2 separate regions of the Homo sapiens genome follow, and region 2 is linked to region 1. A link is a loop called in an ENCODE intact Hi-C map of the cell type or tissue named here. Cell type or tissue: heart right ventricle. All regions are shown on one strand. Each heading gives the region's core, and the rest is flanking DNA. Links, peaks and the distances in the headings are about the cores only.

Region 1 (8,340 bases), core at 281-8,280:
CTCGTATTCAGCCATCTTAATTCTCCTCTCCATCCTGGTAAGTTATTTAAGTCACTAAGTTCTAACAGATTATCTAAGTAACTGAATTATGTTTATATTTTCTGCAAAAAAAAAAAAAAGAGATAATTTATTTTGTTTTTCTCCAATATTTTACACATTGTACTATTGCATTATTTAAAACTTCCAAAACAATACTAAATAATGGTAACAAGGGTGGGCACCGTGGCTCACACCTATAATCCCAGTACTTTGGGAGGCCGAGGCGGTCAGATCACCTGAGATCAAGAGTTCGAGACCAGCCTGGCCAACATGGCAAAACCCTGTCTCTACTAAAAATATAAAAATTAGCTGGGCGTGGTGGTACACACCTGTAGTCCCAGCTACTCAGGAGGCTGAGGCAGGAGAATCGCTTGAACCCAGGAGGTGGAGGCTGCAGCAAGCCCAGATTGTGCCACTGCACTCCAGCCTGGCCGACAAAACAAGACTCCATCTCCAAAAAAGAATAATAATAATGGTAATAGCAGGCAATCCCTTGTTCCTGATTTTAAAATGGCTTCAGTATTTCATAGCTTGCTATAGTTATTATTATGTTTAAAAAGTTTTATTCTCCTATTTTACATGAAGTTTTTATTAGTAATTTTTAAGTTTTATGAAATGCCTTTTATAATTTACTGTTATAATAGTTATTTTCTCTTTTCATCTGTTAACCTAGTAGATATATTTTGCTGATAAATATTCTAATTTTAAACTATCTTTACACACCTAAAATAAACTTGATTCAATTTCTATGTATTATTTTTACAATTTTCTATAGGATTTATTGACTAATTTTTGCTTAGAATTTTTGCTTCTGTATTTGTAGATGAAGTTGCCTAGTTTTTTCTATCTTTATCATGCTTTAGTATTAATTATTCTAGCTTTATAAAATAAATTTGGAGCTTTTTTCATATTTTCCTGTGGCCTAGGATAGTTTAAATAATAGCCCGCTACTGTTTCATGGATACTGACACGACACTCCTAAATCAGAGACAAAAGACTATTTATTACTCACAGCAATAGCAGTAGTCAGATATCAGCATCTGTGCACCAATTTCCTAAGCCCTATCTCCCCAGGCCGATGTGAAGAGAGACAGCTGACACCTGCACACACAGAAGGATGGATTACAGGAGAGGCATCCTGAGCTTAGGAATCTGACTGTTTCATAATAAGCATGAAGCATAACTACTCTTCACTCCAGAAAGAGACACTGTTATCTTCCAAGGTTGTAAGCAAACCTACCCTTTACTCTGAAGAGAAACACTGTCTCCATCTTCCAAAGTTATTTACTACACTAACAACCTTGAAAAGATAGTCCAGGATAAGGGACAGTCGGTATTTCGCTCACAGATGCACAAAACGGTAGGAGACCCATGAATAATTATTTCCCAGCGATGCGTAGCTGAGGCTGAAAGGACAAAACATTAGTACTTATTAATTATTAGACAGTGGGCATATGAATGTCATTACACTATTTTCTGACTTCTGAAATAGTTTTAAAACATCTCCCCCTTGGCCGGGCGCAGTGGCTCACGCCTGTAATCCCAGCGCTTTGGGAGGCCGAGTCACTAAATTTATTTAAGTCACTGATCTCAGGCAGATCACCTGAGATCAGGAGTTGGAGACCAGCCTGGCCAACATAGAGAAACTTCGTCTCTACTAAAATACAAAAATCTGCCGGGCGCGGTGGCTCACGCCTAAAATCCCAGCACTTTGGGTGGCTGAGGCAGGCGGATCACGAGGTCAGGAGATCGAGACTATCCTGTCTAACACAGTGAAACCCCGTCTCTGCTAAAAATACAAAAAATTAGCTGGGCGTGGTGGCAGGCACCTGTAGTCCCAGCTACTCCGGAGGCTAAGGCAGGAGAATGGTGTGAACCCAGGAGGCAGAGCTTGCAGTGAGCCTAGATTGCACCACTGCACTCCAGCCTGGGCGACAGAGCTAGACTCCGTCTAAAAAAAAAAAAAAAAATTAGCTAAGCGTGGTGGCACATGCCTGTAATCTCAGCTGCTCAGGAGGCTGAGGCAGGAGAATCAATTGAACTGGGGAGGCGGAGGTTTCAGTGAGCGGAGATCGCGCCATTGCACTCCAGCCTGGGCAACAAGAGCGAAAGTCAGTCTCAAAAAAAAACATCTCTCCTTTGTCCCCAAAAAGAAAAAGAAACGAGACTTGTGTAATAAGGGAGTAGTTGCCTCAAGATTTAGTGGCTGTTCCAATAAAATATGGGTGACTTCCCTTCAGGAATATTGAATTTGATGGCTGGGGCAAGGTAGGGGCCTTTTAATTCAAACAATCTGCAATGTTAGATGGTCAAGTTAGAAGGCATTCCAAAGAGTCCCTTAGCTATTCCTACTTGGTACCTCCTCATTTCAACGCATTCATAGGTGGATCAGGAACAGATGATTGGAAAACTCTCGGAAATCTCTCTCGCTCTCTCTCTCTCTCTCACACACACACACACACACACACACACACACTACTCAAACACAATTACCAAATAAATCGTGCCGGGTGTTATCCATGTTTCTTAATCTCTCTAGACTTTTTTAATGAGGTCAATGGGAGGGCTGTTATTTATGATCTTAAAGCACTGGTATATGGAAAACATAATGGACATAGGAAAGTCAATGGTGAGCAAAAGAAAAATGACCCTGTTCCACAGAACTGACTAGGTAGTGGGGAAGATAAATAATTTGATAGAATAACAAGATGTGACTGGATCCCAGATCCACTAGAAATTGATTTAACCTCACCTTCCACATGTACTCATCCACTAGCTCCCTACGACGTCATAATCTGAGAGAGTAAGCACAGTTTTCTTGTGATTGTTTCTAAGAGAGTAATAGAACAGCAGGGCCAGGGAAACCTTAGATTAAAAAAAGACCCAGCAGGACACTGGTTAACAAAAGGTGTTTGCTTAGGTGACTTCTCTCTCTAGCTCAGATTTTCCTTCACAAAAGAAATTCAAACATCTAGCTTCATACCTCAAATAAATACTGCTTTAAAGCACCCAGCAAATCTAACATAGCATTAAAAAGTCCAAAATTAGAAATATTCTTCTGAGGTCTCTGCCCAAAATGCAAGACCAGCATCCCCAGGACCTTCCTCTCTCCTGCCCCTTCAAACATCACGCAGACAAAATTCTTGTGGACATAACAATATATAAAACACACACACACACACACACACACACACACACACCTTTACTTTCTCTCTGTTTCTGAAAATTTCCCCTTATTCACTCAAAGTCTGAGAATGTATTGGGGGGGGCTCTTATTGCTGAAACAGACGAAAGATTTGCTAATGAGAATGATGGTTTCTTTATCCATACTCTTAGCAACAATAAAAATGTGGCTGCAGTTCAATTTAAGCGAACACCTAAATAAAAATTTAGACTTATGTAAAGTATTAAATTAATATTAAACCAATTTAATAGTCTTTATTTTTGAAAAGAATCAGAGTAGGCCAGGCTGCGGTGGCTCACACCTGTAATCCCAGCACTTTGGGAAACTGAGGCGGGCAGATCACTTGAGGTCAGGAGTTCAAGACAAGCCTGGCCAACATGGTGAAATCCCCATCTCTACTAAAAAATATAAAACACCTGTAGTCCCAGCTACTCAGGAGGCTGAGGCTGGAGAATCATTTGAACCTGGGAGGCAGAGGTTGCAGTGAGCTGAGATTGCGCCACTACACTCCAACCTGGGTGATGGAGTGAGATCCTGTCTCAAAAAAAAAAAAAAAAAAAAAAAACAGAGTAGAATTATTTTATTTAGCAACCTCTCCTAGCAACTGTTTCAGAAAAATATTTACTCTGAAAGATGAAATGTACCTGCAGTTCATTGTTTTTCCCCAGATTTGATCCCAGGGATACCTAAAATGAGATAATGAATGAGCATAAATGCAAAACCAGATCCTAGTTTCCTTTGAAAGCTGGACTAAGTAACAATTACAATCAGCTACATCAGATATGCTGAGCTACCACAAATGATTTTGAAAGATGGGCTTCATCTGCCCCCTGCTGTACTCTAGGTAAATAACAGGACTTATTAATTTAGCATTGGTAGACAAGATTATTTGGCATCCCTCGCTAAAATGTAAAGGCTACGGCAAAAAAGACAGCATGTGTTTCACCACTGTGTCCCCACCATGTAGCATAGTACCTGGGATATAGTAGGCACTCAATAAATGTGTTGAACAAATGAGCATACAGATAAGTAAAGTATGCTTACAGACTGAGTAGGCATAATACCAAGTTTTACAGGCCCAAGAAAAAAATGCAAATGTTTTGCAACGTTCATATGTTTCTGAAAATAACTTGGTGCTTACCGAGTATGCATTGTCAGCAATTCAAACTTGCTATCCTCTAATAATTCCACTAGACTGAAAAAACTAATTAGAATATTCAGACTTAAGGATATACGTAAATTTTCTAAATGTGACTGTCAAGCAATAACTTTTTGAGAGCTTAGAATCTGAAAGCCATAAGGTAAAAAACCATCCAATTGTCTCCAAGACGGCAGAACTTGCAGAGATCACGCAAAGTTCCCCGTGCCATCTCCCATCCCTTGCCTCAGGTGACCCCTGCAGCCGCCAGCCCTCCAGTGATTATCTCCATCTCTCTAGGATTAGTGAAGGCACAGATTGGAAGATAGGCATCATATTTAATTGGGGGTACATTTATTGAATATGAAAGAAGTCATGCGAGGGCCAAGATTTCAACATTTCATATACAGGCATACCCTGGAGATACGGTGGGTTTAATTCCAGACAACTGAAATAAAGCAAATACCACAATAAAGCGAGTCACACAAATTTTTTTGTTTCCTAATTCATATACAGTTATGTTTACATGATACTGTAGTCTATTAAGTGTGAAATAGCATTATGTCTAAAAAAATGGATTTACGTTAACTAACAAATACTTTATTGCTAAAAAGTGGTAACAATCATCTGCGCATTCGGTGAGTCTTTTTGCTGGTGGAGGGTCTTGCTTAATGTTGATGGCTGCTGACTGATCAGGGTGGTGGTTGCAGAAGGTTGAGGTGGCTGTGGCAATTTCTTAAAGACAGTGAAGTCTGTGGCATCAGTGGATTTTCCCTTTAATGAAGGATTTCTGTCACAGGTGATGCTATTTGATAACATTTACCCACAGCAAAACTACTTTCAAAATCGGAGTCAATCCTCTCAAATGCTGCCACTGCTTTAATCAACTAAGTGTATGTAATATTCTAAATCCTTTATTGTCATTTCAACAATGTTCACAGCCTCCCCACCAGGAATAGATTTCATCTCAAGGAACCGCTTTCTTTGTTTATCATCAAGAAGCAACTCCTCATCTGTTAAAGTTTTATAATGAGATTGCAGCAATTCAATTACTTCTTCAAGCTTCATTTCTCATTCTAGTTACCTTGCTATTTCCACATCTGCAGCTACTTCCACCACTGAAGTCTTGAACTCTTCAACGTCATCCAGGAGGACTGGAATCAACTTCTTCCAAATTCCTATTAATATTGATATACTGACCTCCTCCCATGAATCACGAATGTTCTTAATGGTATCTAGAATGATGAGTTCTTTCCAGAAGTTTTTCAATTTACTTTGCCCAGATCCATCAGAGGAATCATTATCTATGGCAGCTATACCTTACAAAGTATATTTCTTAAATGATAAGACTCGAAAGTCGAAATGACTCCTTGACCCATGGACTGCAGAATGGATGATGTGTTAGCAGACATGAAAACAATATTAATACATATTCTTATACAAGCCCATCAGAGCTCACAGGTGACCAGGTGCATTGCCAATGAGCAGTAATATTTTCAAAGGAATCTTTTTTCTGAGCAGTAATTCTCAAGAATGGGTTTAAAATATTGAGTAAATAATGCTGTAAACAGGGGTGCTGTCATCCAGGCTTTGTTGTTCCACTTACAGAAAACAGGCAGAATAGATTTAGCATAATTCTTAGGGGCCTTAGGATTTTTTTTTTTTTTTTAAGACAGAGTCTCACTCTGTCACACTGGAGTGCAATGGCACCATCTCGGCTCACTGCAACCTCCACCTCCCTGGTTCAAGCATTCTCCTGCCTCTGCCTGTAATCCCAAGTAGCTGGGATTACAGGCACCCACCACCACACGTGGCTAATTTTGTATTTTTAATAGAGACAGGGTTTCCCCACATTGGTCAGGCTGGTCTCGACCTCCTGACCTCAAGTGATCCACCCACCTCGGCCTCCCAAAGTGCTGGGATTACAGGCATGAGCCACTGCACCCGGCCAGGATTTTCATAATGGTAAATGAGCATTGGCTTCAACTTCAAGTTGCTGGCTGCATTAGACCCCAACGAGAAAGTCAGCCTGTCCTTTAAAGCTTTGAAACCAGGGATTCATTTCTCTCTAGCTATGAAAGTCCTAGATGGCATCTTCTTCCAATATAAGACTATCTCATCTACACTGAAAATCTGTCATTTAGTGTAGCCACCTTCATCAGTGATCTTTCCTAGATCTCTTGGATAACCTGTTGCCACTTCTACTTTAGCACTTACTGCATCACCTTGATTTTACGTTATGTAATAGAGATGGCTTCTTTCCTTAAATATCATCAACCAACTTCTGCTAGCTTCAAACTTTTCTTCTACAGCTTCTTCACCTCTTAGCTTTCACAGAATTGAAGAGAGTTGGGGCCTTGCTCTGGATTAGGCTTTGGCTTAAGAAAATGTTGTGACTGGTTTAATCTTCTATCGAGACTACTCAAACTTTCTTCGAATCAGCAGTAAGGCTGTTTTGCTTTCTTATCATTTGTATCTTCACTAGAGTAGCACTTTTTCTTTCCTTCAACAACTTTTTCCTTTGCATTCACAACTTGGCTAACTGGTGCAAGAGACCTACTTTTTGACATATCTTAGCTTTCAACATGCCTTCCTCACTAGGCTTAATCATGTGTAGCTTGTGATTTAAAGTGAGAGACATGTGACACTTCCTCTCACTTTGTGGGGAAAAGAAAGAGAGATCAGACTGTTACTGTGTCTATGTAGAAAGAAGTCGACCTAAGAGACTCCATTTTGTTCAGTACTAAGAAAAATTCTTCTGCCTTGAGATGCTGTTAATCTGTAACCCTACTCCCAACCCTGTGCTCACAGAAATATGTGCTGTGTCAACTCAAGGTTTAATGGATTAAGGGCTCTGCGGGATGTGCTTTGTTAAACAAATGCTTGAAGGCAGCATGCTTGTTAAAAGTCATCACCACTCCCTATTCTCAAGTACCCAGGGACACAATACACTGCAGAAGGCCGCAGGGACCTCTGCCTAGGAAAACCAGGTATTGTCCAAGGTTTCTCCCCGTGCGATAGTCTGAAATATGGCCTCATGAGAAGGGAAAGACCTGACCGTCCCCCAGCCCGACACCCGACACCCATAAAGGGTCTGTGCTGAGGAGGATTAGTAAAAGAGGAAGGCCTCTTTGCAGTTGAGATAAGGGGAAGGCATCTGTCTCCTGCTCATCCCTGGGCAATGGAATGTCTTGGTGTAAAACCCGATTGTATATTCCATCTACTGAGATACGAGAAAACCGCCTTAAGGCTGGAGGTGGGACATGCTGGCAGCAAAACTGCTCTTTAAGGCATTGAGATGTTTATGTATACGCACATCAAAAGCACAGCACTTTTTTCTTTACCTTGTTTATGATGCAGAGATATGTGTTCACATGTTTTCCTGCTGACCCTCTCTCCACTATTACCCTATTGTCCTGCGACATCCCCTTCTCCGAGAAACGCCCGATAATGATCAATAAATACTAAGGGAACTCACAGACTGGTGCTGGTGTGGGTCCTCCGTATGCTGAGCGCCGGTCCCCTCGACCCACTTTTCTTTCTCTATACTTTGTCTCTGTGTCTCTTTCTTTTCTCAAGTCTCTCGTCCACCTGACAAGAAGCACCCACAGGTGTGGAGGGGCAGGCCACCCCTTCATCACTTGAACACTTAGAGGTCATCGTAGAGTTATTAATTGGCCTAATTTCAATGTTGTTGTGTCTCAGGGAAAAGGGAAGCCTGAGGAGAGGGAGAGTGATGGGGGAAGGCCAGTGGTTGGAACATTCGGAACACACACAACATGTATCAATTAAGTTTGTCATCTTCTTTGGGCACAGTTTGTAGTGCCCCAATTACAATAGTAACATCAAATATCACTGACCAGAGATGATCATAACTGATATAATAATAAAGAAGATGTTTGAAATACTGCAAGAATTACCAAAATGAAACAGAGGCACAGACTGAGCACATGTTGTTGGAAGCATGATACCAATAGAC
Region 2 (8,340 bases), core at 58-8,057, 360 kb before region 1:
ATCTAATCAGCTACCAGCACGGCTAGAATAAAGCAGGCAGAAGAAGGTGGAAAGACTTGACTTGCTGAGTCTTCTGGCCTTCCTCTTTCTCCCATGCTGGATGCTTCCTGCCCTCGAATATCAGACTCCAAGTTCTTCAGCTTTTGGACTCTTGGACTTAACACCAGTGATTTGCCAGGGGCTCTCAGGCCTTTGGCCACAGACTGAAGGCTGCACTGTCACCCTCCCTGCTTTTTAGGTTTTGGGACTTGGGCTGGCTTCTTTGCTCTTCAGCTTGCAAATGGCCTATCGTGGGACTTCACCTTGTGATCATGTGAGTCAATTCTTCTAATAAACTCCCCTTCATTTATACATATATCCTATTAGTTCTGTCCCTTTAGAGAATCCTAATAAACACATGGAATGAATTTATTTCTCCAAACTGCTGTCAATTATGCTCTATCAAATTCCCTTTTCCTACTGCATGGTGGGTTTCCTTGACCATGTGTCAGCCTGACTCCAGTCAGGAAATGTATGGAAATGTAGCCCAGTCAGCATCTCAATCATCTCAATCTCCAGTTCAGCAGCTCTCTCCCCTCACTCTAGATCAGGTTAGCCATATTCTCCATCACTCCTCTCCATCTTCACTGTCTTCACCTTCTCCCTTTCCTGCTCCTCTGCTATCAGTGCAGGTAGGAGGAGAAGGAGAAAAGACGGTTCCTCAGGTGGCTGCCCAGGGCATGCCGGGTGCCCTGTTTCTGGTTGGTTGCGATGCTCCCCTTAACCTGAAGAGTTGGGGATGGAGGTGGTCAGTGGGGGCATTCAGGTCCTGTATCCTTTCTCTTAGTCAGCACAGCTGATCTAATTCATGGAATCCTTGTACCCTGGGTGTGGACAGGTGGAGGGTACAAGTGGCCCTGACAGTGTGGACACATCCAAAATAGCACTCCTAAGCAATGGCAATCTCTTTCAAACCTTTTCAATCACCACCCAGGGGAAGGCAAAAAGCCACACTTTTGTGACTGCACATGCCCTTCCCCCCCTCCCTATAATGGCCCCCCAGCATTTCTGCAGCCCTCAGTCACATCTACCACCCTTGTGAGTGTGGGTACTGATAAGATCTATCTTCAGTATTTCTTGGGAACATTACTCTCTCCACTTGGTCACACTACTTGCCATTCTCCCCAGGGCGCTTCCTAGACTACAAGGCCTAGGTGCAGGAGAGCGAGCCCTGACTCCGCAGGCCTCCGACAGGAGATGTAGAGGATAGATCCCCTTCTTTCTTGCACTATCAGCAATTCTCTGGGCAAACACCCAACTCTTCACAAGCCCCACAGGTAGAAGAGGGCAGCTAGCTTCTCTTTTATAAGCACTGCCCTCTACTAGGGGGTTATTTCTTCCTGCACAGACCTGAGAACCAAGTTGGAGTGTGTGTTATTGGGGAAGGGGTCTGCTGGCAGTTGCTGAGATGACCCGTCTCCACAAGCCCATAGGGAAGTAGGTGTTGTTCTTTCAACTTACGGGCTGGTTATTTAGCAGTTCTTGTTTTCAGCTAAGGGTAGCATAATCAATCCCAGGAAAAACAAGAATGGACTCCTTTAGCATCTTTGCTCTTTCTGGGGGTTCAGGATCCCTATACTCTTTTTCTCTATCTGCTCAGTACCATCCTTTTGGTAAGATCCCCTCAGTGACTTGTCTCCAATTCTAGTTCTGCTTCTGATACAGGTTTCTCTGACACCCTGTTTGCAGTGTTTTTAGATGGCTTTTTTTTTTTTTTTTTTTGAGTTGGAGTCTCTGCCTGTGGCCCAGGCTGGAGTGCAGTGGCGTGATCTTGGCTCACTACAACCTCTGCCTCCTAGGTTCAAGCAATTCTCTGCCTCAGCCCCCTGAGTAGCTAGGATTAGAGGTGCCCGCCACCATACCCAGCTAATTTTTGTATTTTTACTAGAGATGGGGTTTCACCATCTTGGCCAGGCTGGTCTTGAACTCCTGACCTCGTGATCCACCTGCCTTGTCCTCCCAAAGTGCTGGGATTACAGGCGTGAGCCACCGCGCCCAGCTTAGATGGCTTCTGCATAGTATGATGGCAGATCAAATAAACGACTCACTTATCACAGTTATTTAGATACTGTAAACATACATATAAACAAGGATGGGCAGCCTCTGTATTATTTCTTGTGACTCCCATCTCCAACTAGATTTTCAGTCTCCACGCTTTTCTTTTTTTCTACCACAATTCTTAATAATCATTCCCCATGTGATTTACTTCAATGATCTACTACTAGATGATCTCAGAAAGTCAGTCTAATATGTGCCTAAAACCATGTCCTAGTGTTCTGGATAAATAGCAAGTACAAAGAGCCTGTTCTCTTTGAGTTGAAATCTTGAGTATGGTTTCTCAGTGATTACTAGAACTAATGTGGACCTATCTTAACTGGTTATGGTGTAAGTTCAAAAGCTGCCAAATTTTATTATTCTTTTATGTCTGAGATATGCTTCAAGAGGCTCTGACTTTTTGTGACAATAATTATTTGAAATCGACACTATATTTTGAAAAGTAAATTTCCAGTTGCTCAAGGGCTTTGAACTTGCAAACTTAAATTTTCCTTGTCAGTTATTTTAAGCTGTCATTTGAAAGTGTAAATGCTTATTCTACCTGGGTACAAGTGTGGTGGGTTTTCTTCCAAGTTGTACTAACAAAGGTCACAAGCATAGCCACACCCTACAAGGCCTCTCACTTTATTTGCAGAACACTAGGAATACTTCAAATGTCATAAGAAGGTCTTTGAAAATCTAAGTGACCTCCGTAGGTTCTAATTCCAAGTCTGTGAATTTGCAAACACACTACAGAACACGACAGCAAAGAGGTGAACACGCTGCGTTTTCCAGAAAACCACTGGAAATAATCTGAAACTTGAAATCAATGCCAAATGAAGATAATGAAAGTGCTTTATCAGTATTTGTTTAAGGTCAAAACTTGGGATATATTTCATAAAGAACTCAGCATCTCTACAAGCAATTAGTGTTTTGTTAGTCATTTATTAATAAAAGGTAGCATTTTTATTCATTAATATTTTTATTTTCTTCTCCGACTAAATAAAGTAAATAATGCACATGGAGAAACTTAAAACTTCTTTTTTTTTTGCACATCAAAAATTAATTCGCACTAGCACTTTCTTACCTTTCTGTGCACTCACGGTGTAAGCCTAATCTTGCCATCTTGAGCACCAGAAATGCACACTAGCAACTAGGCTTGAGCCAGGGAGATGAGAAAATCGTAAGCGAAGAGCTCTGAGCTTCTATGCAGTGTGTGACCTGGACAAGTCACTCATTACATAACCACTGAGATTCTCTTTCCTCCTTTGCAAAATGGGAATGAAAATATGTCCTCTGCCTACCTCAGAGGTTGAGGTGACAAGCACAAGCACATGAAAGCACTGTGAGAACTCCAAGTGCCCATGAATGCAATTGTTATGTCTGATAGAGGAGACAGAAAGCATTCTCATACCTCATGTATCAAACCTTTGATTATGTCCAGTGGACATACACATCCTGAGAATTAACTCCTGGGGGAAAAGGAATTTGGCAAGCACAGAACAATTGTGACACAAATGATTAATCTGGATTATAACAATAAACCTGTTGGCCAAGTTCTTAAGAGTATGAGTTGCTCATAATGATGGCCTGATGCAGGCTGCCAAGTCTTGCTAGAACATGTGGGCTCTTAGAGACGCCAAACAGGACCCAGAGCCAAGAATGCTCTTACTCAAAGAGGTTTGAGAAAAGCAGGGACAGTTTCCTATCATGCTAAAATGAATCTCTTTTCTCACTGCTCTCCCTCTCTTTGGCAGGAAAAGTTGCAAGAATGGCTAGTAAAGTTCCAAAACTACAATTTCATTTGGTTCCTTTCAACATGGTCTTTGAAGTTTGTTTTGCATAAAACTCCGAAAATGAATGAATAAATGAAGAACAGATTTAAACAGTGGTTCCTCAAGAATGATGCTGCCTCATCTCATTTGCTCTTTAGAAATTCATCAGAAGATCACCTATACCGCTACATGCAATGCTTTCCAAAGGATGGTCCTTGCAACATCAACTCAGAATACTCTTTTAAACTGCAATTTACTGGGCCCCATCTCAGAACTAAGAATCCGAAGGTTTGGTGGGCAGCGAATCTATGTATCTTGAATGAATGGATTTGTTACTAGAAAGGCGTCTGGATCCAGACAAGAGAGGTTCTTGGATCTTGCACAAGAAAGAATTCCAGATGACTCCATAAAGTGAAAGCAAGTTTATTAGGAAAGTAAAGGCATAAAGAATGGCTACTCCATAGGCAGAGCAATGGGGTTGCTCCACCAAAGATACTTATGGTTACTTCTTGATGATATGCTAAACAAGAGGTGGATTATTCATGAGTTTTCTGGGAAAGAGGTGAGCAATTCTCAGAACTGAGGGTTCCTCCCCTTTTTAGACCATATAGGGTAACTTCCTGACATTACCATGGCATTTGTAAATTGTCATGGCACTGGTGGGAGTGTCTTTTAACATGCTATTGCTTTATAATTAGCATATAATGAGCAGGGAGGAATACCAGAGGTCACTCTTGTCACCATCTTGGTTTTGGTGGGTTTTAGTTGGCTTCTTTACCACAACTTGTTTTATCAGCAAGGTCTTTGTGACCTGTATCTTGTGGCGACCTCCTATCTCATCCTGTGAGTAAGAATGCCTAAACTCCTGGGAATCCAGCCGAGCAGGTCTCAGCCTTATTTTACCCAGCCCCTATTCAAGATGGAGTCTCTCTGGTTCAAACATCTCTGACAGACTGATGGACAATAATTCAGTCAGTTTATATGCACTTAACCCCTCCATCTTTCATTCTGCAATCTTAATTACGAATGCCGCATAAGAGATTTAATAGGCCTTGCAAAGCAAAACCAGTGATACAAACATTTTAAAGCATACGTATACTTAGAAATAATGCAAAACATTAGATAGTAAATTCTGACAAGAAAAGCTAATTTGAAAAACAGAAATAGCTTTAGACAAAATTTAGGTCTCCAAGGTAAAGTAAAAAGTTTCCAAGTATTTTTGGAAACTTCATTTCTCCTTTCTCAGTTTCTCTACGATTCCATGCTCCCAACCAAACTTCACAGAGGTCTTTCTCCTCTGTAAGCTATCTTACTTGGCATTAGCCAATTTAAAAAAAAGAACTAGCAATCACATAGGCTGATCACATACAGAAAACCTGCCAAAACTCTGGTTGAAAGTGAAGAATTCAGATATCTAGATATTTTTATTTATCCGTAAATCCATTCATTCAAGATATGCATTACTGAATAATATGTACTGAGGGTAGAAAAATGAGTAAGACATGGCCCGTGCTTTTAAGAAAAATTATTCAAATTTTAGAAATTAAGATCTCATAGGATATTCTTTCAATGCTGGGCATTGCCTAACAAGCCTATAGAAGCATTTTTTAAATCTCTAGAAGAATGTACCTGTGTTTGTGCTGTTTAGTGTTAATTAAGGGCTTAGATGCTGTGAAATTACATGTTAACATATGTTAGTTGCAGAGGCCAGAGATGTTGCTAAACATCCTACAATGTAGAATTCTCCCTACAACAAATAATTCTCTGTCCAAAAAATCAATAGCACTGAAGTTGAGAAACCCTGTTCCAAAGAGATCAAAAGGGAAACCAGGAAACCTTTGCCCTCCTTGGAAAGAGAAGTTTTAGTGGTTTCTGCAGTAGGTTGGTACATGGGATAGAAGTCAGGAAGTGAAGCCTGTGAGAGGACACTGCAGGTTTTTCCCAGTGGAGGTTGTTAAATAAGGAAGTCCTAAAATGAGAGGGGAGCCAGGGTTAGTGGAAGTTTCTTTTAGGAATGATAATTGGTGGTACCAAAGTATTTTAAAATGTTTGAATCAACTGAAGTTTTTATTTTTCATTTGGATGTTAGATGCCTTCGAAACTTTCATCTAAGCCATGTTAACAGTGTGTTATCTTGATGAAAGATCTTTACAGTTTCTGCTTCTTTAAAAGGGGAGAAAATAATGCTGCCTATTTATGGCCACATCTCATGATCGCACAGATTTAGCAAAGGAAAATACCCAAAGCGCCTTGATGTCTAATGTTGGATTCTCACCGTTAAATATTTTATGAAAATCTTTTGATCTTTTGTAATGTCACTCTGTAATCTTACTGCATTTCTGTAGGTAAATATCTGAATTATTCAAATTAGTTTATTAACAGTCTTTCATTTGTTAAATACAGATACTCCTTGAGTTATGCTTCTTGTACAATGAGTGACTGGCTGCTCATTATGTCTCAAAGAAAGGTTCCTCTCAGCACCCTTTTGTTTGAGAAAGGGGGGGTTTATGATACTAGGAGAAGTAAATGTGAAGTCATTACTGTCAGAATTGTCTTTTTTGTTGTTGTTTCCTTAAGAAGTTGTTTCTTAAGGGTTGCTTTGCCTCATGTGAGAAAGCCAGAGAGTGCTGTGGCAGAATGGGTCATTCTCTTCTTGTTGGAAGCCTGGCAGAGCCTGTGGCTGGTGGTAGGAAGGATTCTTTTTGCTCTAGCTGGTAAGTGGATGTCATAGCTGGAGGGCGGGGATTTTCTGATCATTTGACATTGGACAGTTATCAGCTGCAGCAGTTGGCGGGGACAAGTTCAGTCTTTTGTTTTGTAAGTGGAAGCAGCCAAGGCCATAGCAACAGATAACTGATTTCCTGACATCAGCAGGTCTAAGTTAGAAGTCAGTGCCAAACCATACTGTATGTTATCACATAGGGTATAAAGGGTTTTATGGGTTTCTCACAGAAATTAACCACCATTTATAGCATAATTTTCATGATATGTCCCATGTCCCAAACAATCAAATTAAAATTATTTTGGATCACAATCCATATGGGTTTGTTACTCTCTTTAGTCTGGATTTCTTCTAAAATCATTACAGTAGTGTTTCAGTTTTCATCTTCTTCTAGACTGTCTTCTCTGAGAGTCCAAATATGTGTCTTAATAATGATAGGAGTATAATTTTTATAAAATGCAAAAAGTTCTAACAACGGTTGGTTAATTAATGTGTCTCTATTGCAATATATGAGAGTAGATTCTCTCTGTTTATTTATTTGTATGCCCAGGGGCTCTGTCTACTGAACAATTTCTTGAAAAGGGTCTGCTCCGAAAGGGAAAATCACTTTCCTTTGTATAGTCTGAAGACAGTAAGTCTGGAAAACTGCTAACCCCAATTTTTCCCAGCAGAATATTGTATAAAATCCACTTACCACCCAAGTCCAAAATGAAATTTTTTTCCAATTATTATATGTAATTAAGCATATCCAGTTATTTTAACTTTTTGTACACGTGTTAACAACATTTTGTCTGATGATGATGAATATTCACCTTTATTTTTAATTAGCGCCAGTGAAACTGACCTTAGCTTGTGAAGTTGATGTATATACTGTCAACAGTGTCCCTGAACATCATCTCCCAGGATGAAGAAAGAATGCAGAGGGAGGGGCAAAACCACTCTTCCTCTGAATCTGTCAAGTTCCACTTTGGATTGTATCCAAGGCTGTGCTTTATTTACAAAGGCCATGGAAAATCAGTGGAGGAATGTGACTTAAAAAATCTTCCACAATTTTTAAAGAAACGTCATTCTTTTCTTGAATCATCACCGAAATACTGCGGAAAACCACTGAGCAAGGTTAGTACATGCCTTTTTGAAAATGACTTTTTTCATGGAACAAAAACTTAATGTTTCTAATGAAATAGAAAGTTTCTAATAAGAATTCTATATCTTAATTAGGTATGTATACTTTTAATAAATTGATTCAACATTGAACTGCTAAGTAGCATAACATAAATATCGTTGTTAATTTTTCTTTCATACATATCTTCCTAAAATACCATTTTTAATTTGTTCAGTATAGGAGTATTAGGCCAACCATTTTATTGGATTTAAGTGATTAATAATTTATTGCACTAATCACTTAGTCTATGGAAATATTTAATAAGCTTATCCTAATGCTTTTTTCAGATAAAACATTTTTACCTTAGAAAGTCCAAGTTAGTTTCTTTTCAGAAATTTTTTTTGTAATTTTCCTGTGTTCTAGAGACTGCCTAATTTTTTTAAAACTACATCAGACATAGTATTATATTCCTCTTTTCCCCAAATTCTATTCCTAGCCTAACCTGAATATCATAAACACAAAGTAATTTTATACTCTGTGGATTAGAGGTTGTGGTAAACTGCAGAAAACCCCCCATGGGGCAAATGATCAGATTTGAGAATTCAGTTTCTCCTCTAACAGAAGCAGTGAAAGCTGAACCCTAAATAACTGAAGTGGGGGATACAAAT

Evidence for each region. Peaks named below come from ENCODE experiments on the same cell type or tissue, not always from the same donor. Only the 100,000 strongest peaks of a DNase experiment are listed, where the experiment ranks them.
Region 2: a loop joins it to region 1, with 3 times the contacts of the local background. A loop is called at or near these places in 3 of 110 quality-filtered maps.

The regions. Positions count from the first base shown.
Region 1 is chr2:38,270,763-38,279,102 of GRCh38, forward strand. LOC105374467 (a long non-coding RNA gene) reads right to left here and starts at 1,441. Exons shown (of 3, transcript XR_939973.1): 1 at 1,280-1,441; 2 at 1,052-1,140. RefSeq lists enhancers at 6,289-7,272, 7,273-8,256. In heart right ventricle, for the core only: a CTCF peak has its summit at 4,054 (motif pointing left); no DNase peak of the experiment used is centred there.
Region 2 is chr2:37,913,268-37,921,607 of GRCh38, forward strand. It overlaps a transcript of RMDN2 not described here. Among named protein-coding and RNA genes, the nearest start is that of RMDN2, 7.8 kb to the right of the region's middle. In heart right ventricle, for the core only: no CTCF peak of the experiment used is centred there; DNase peaks (open chromatin) are centred at 3,694 and 6,592; H3K27ac peaks cover 836 bases.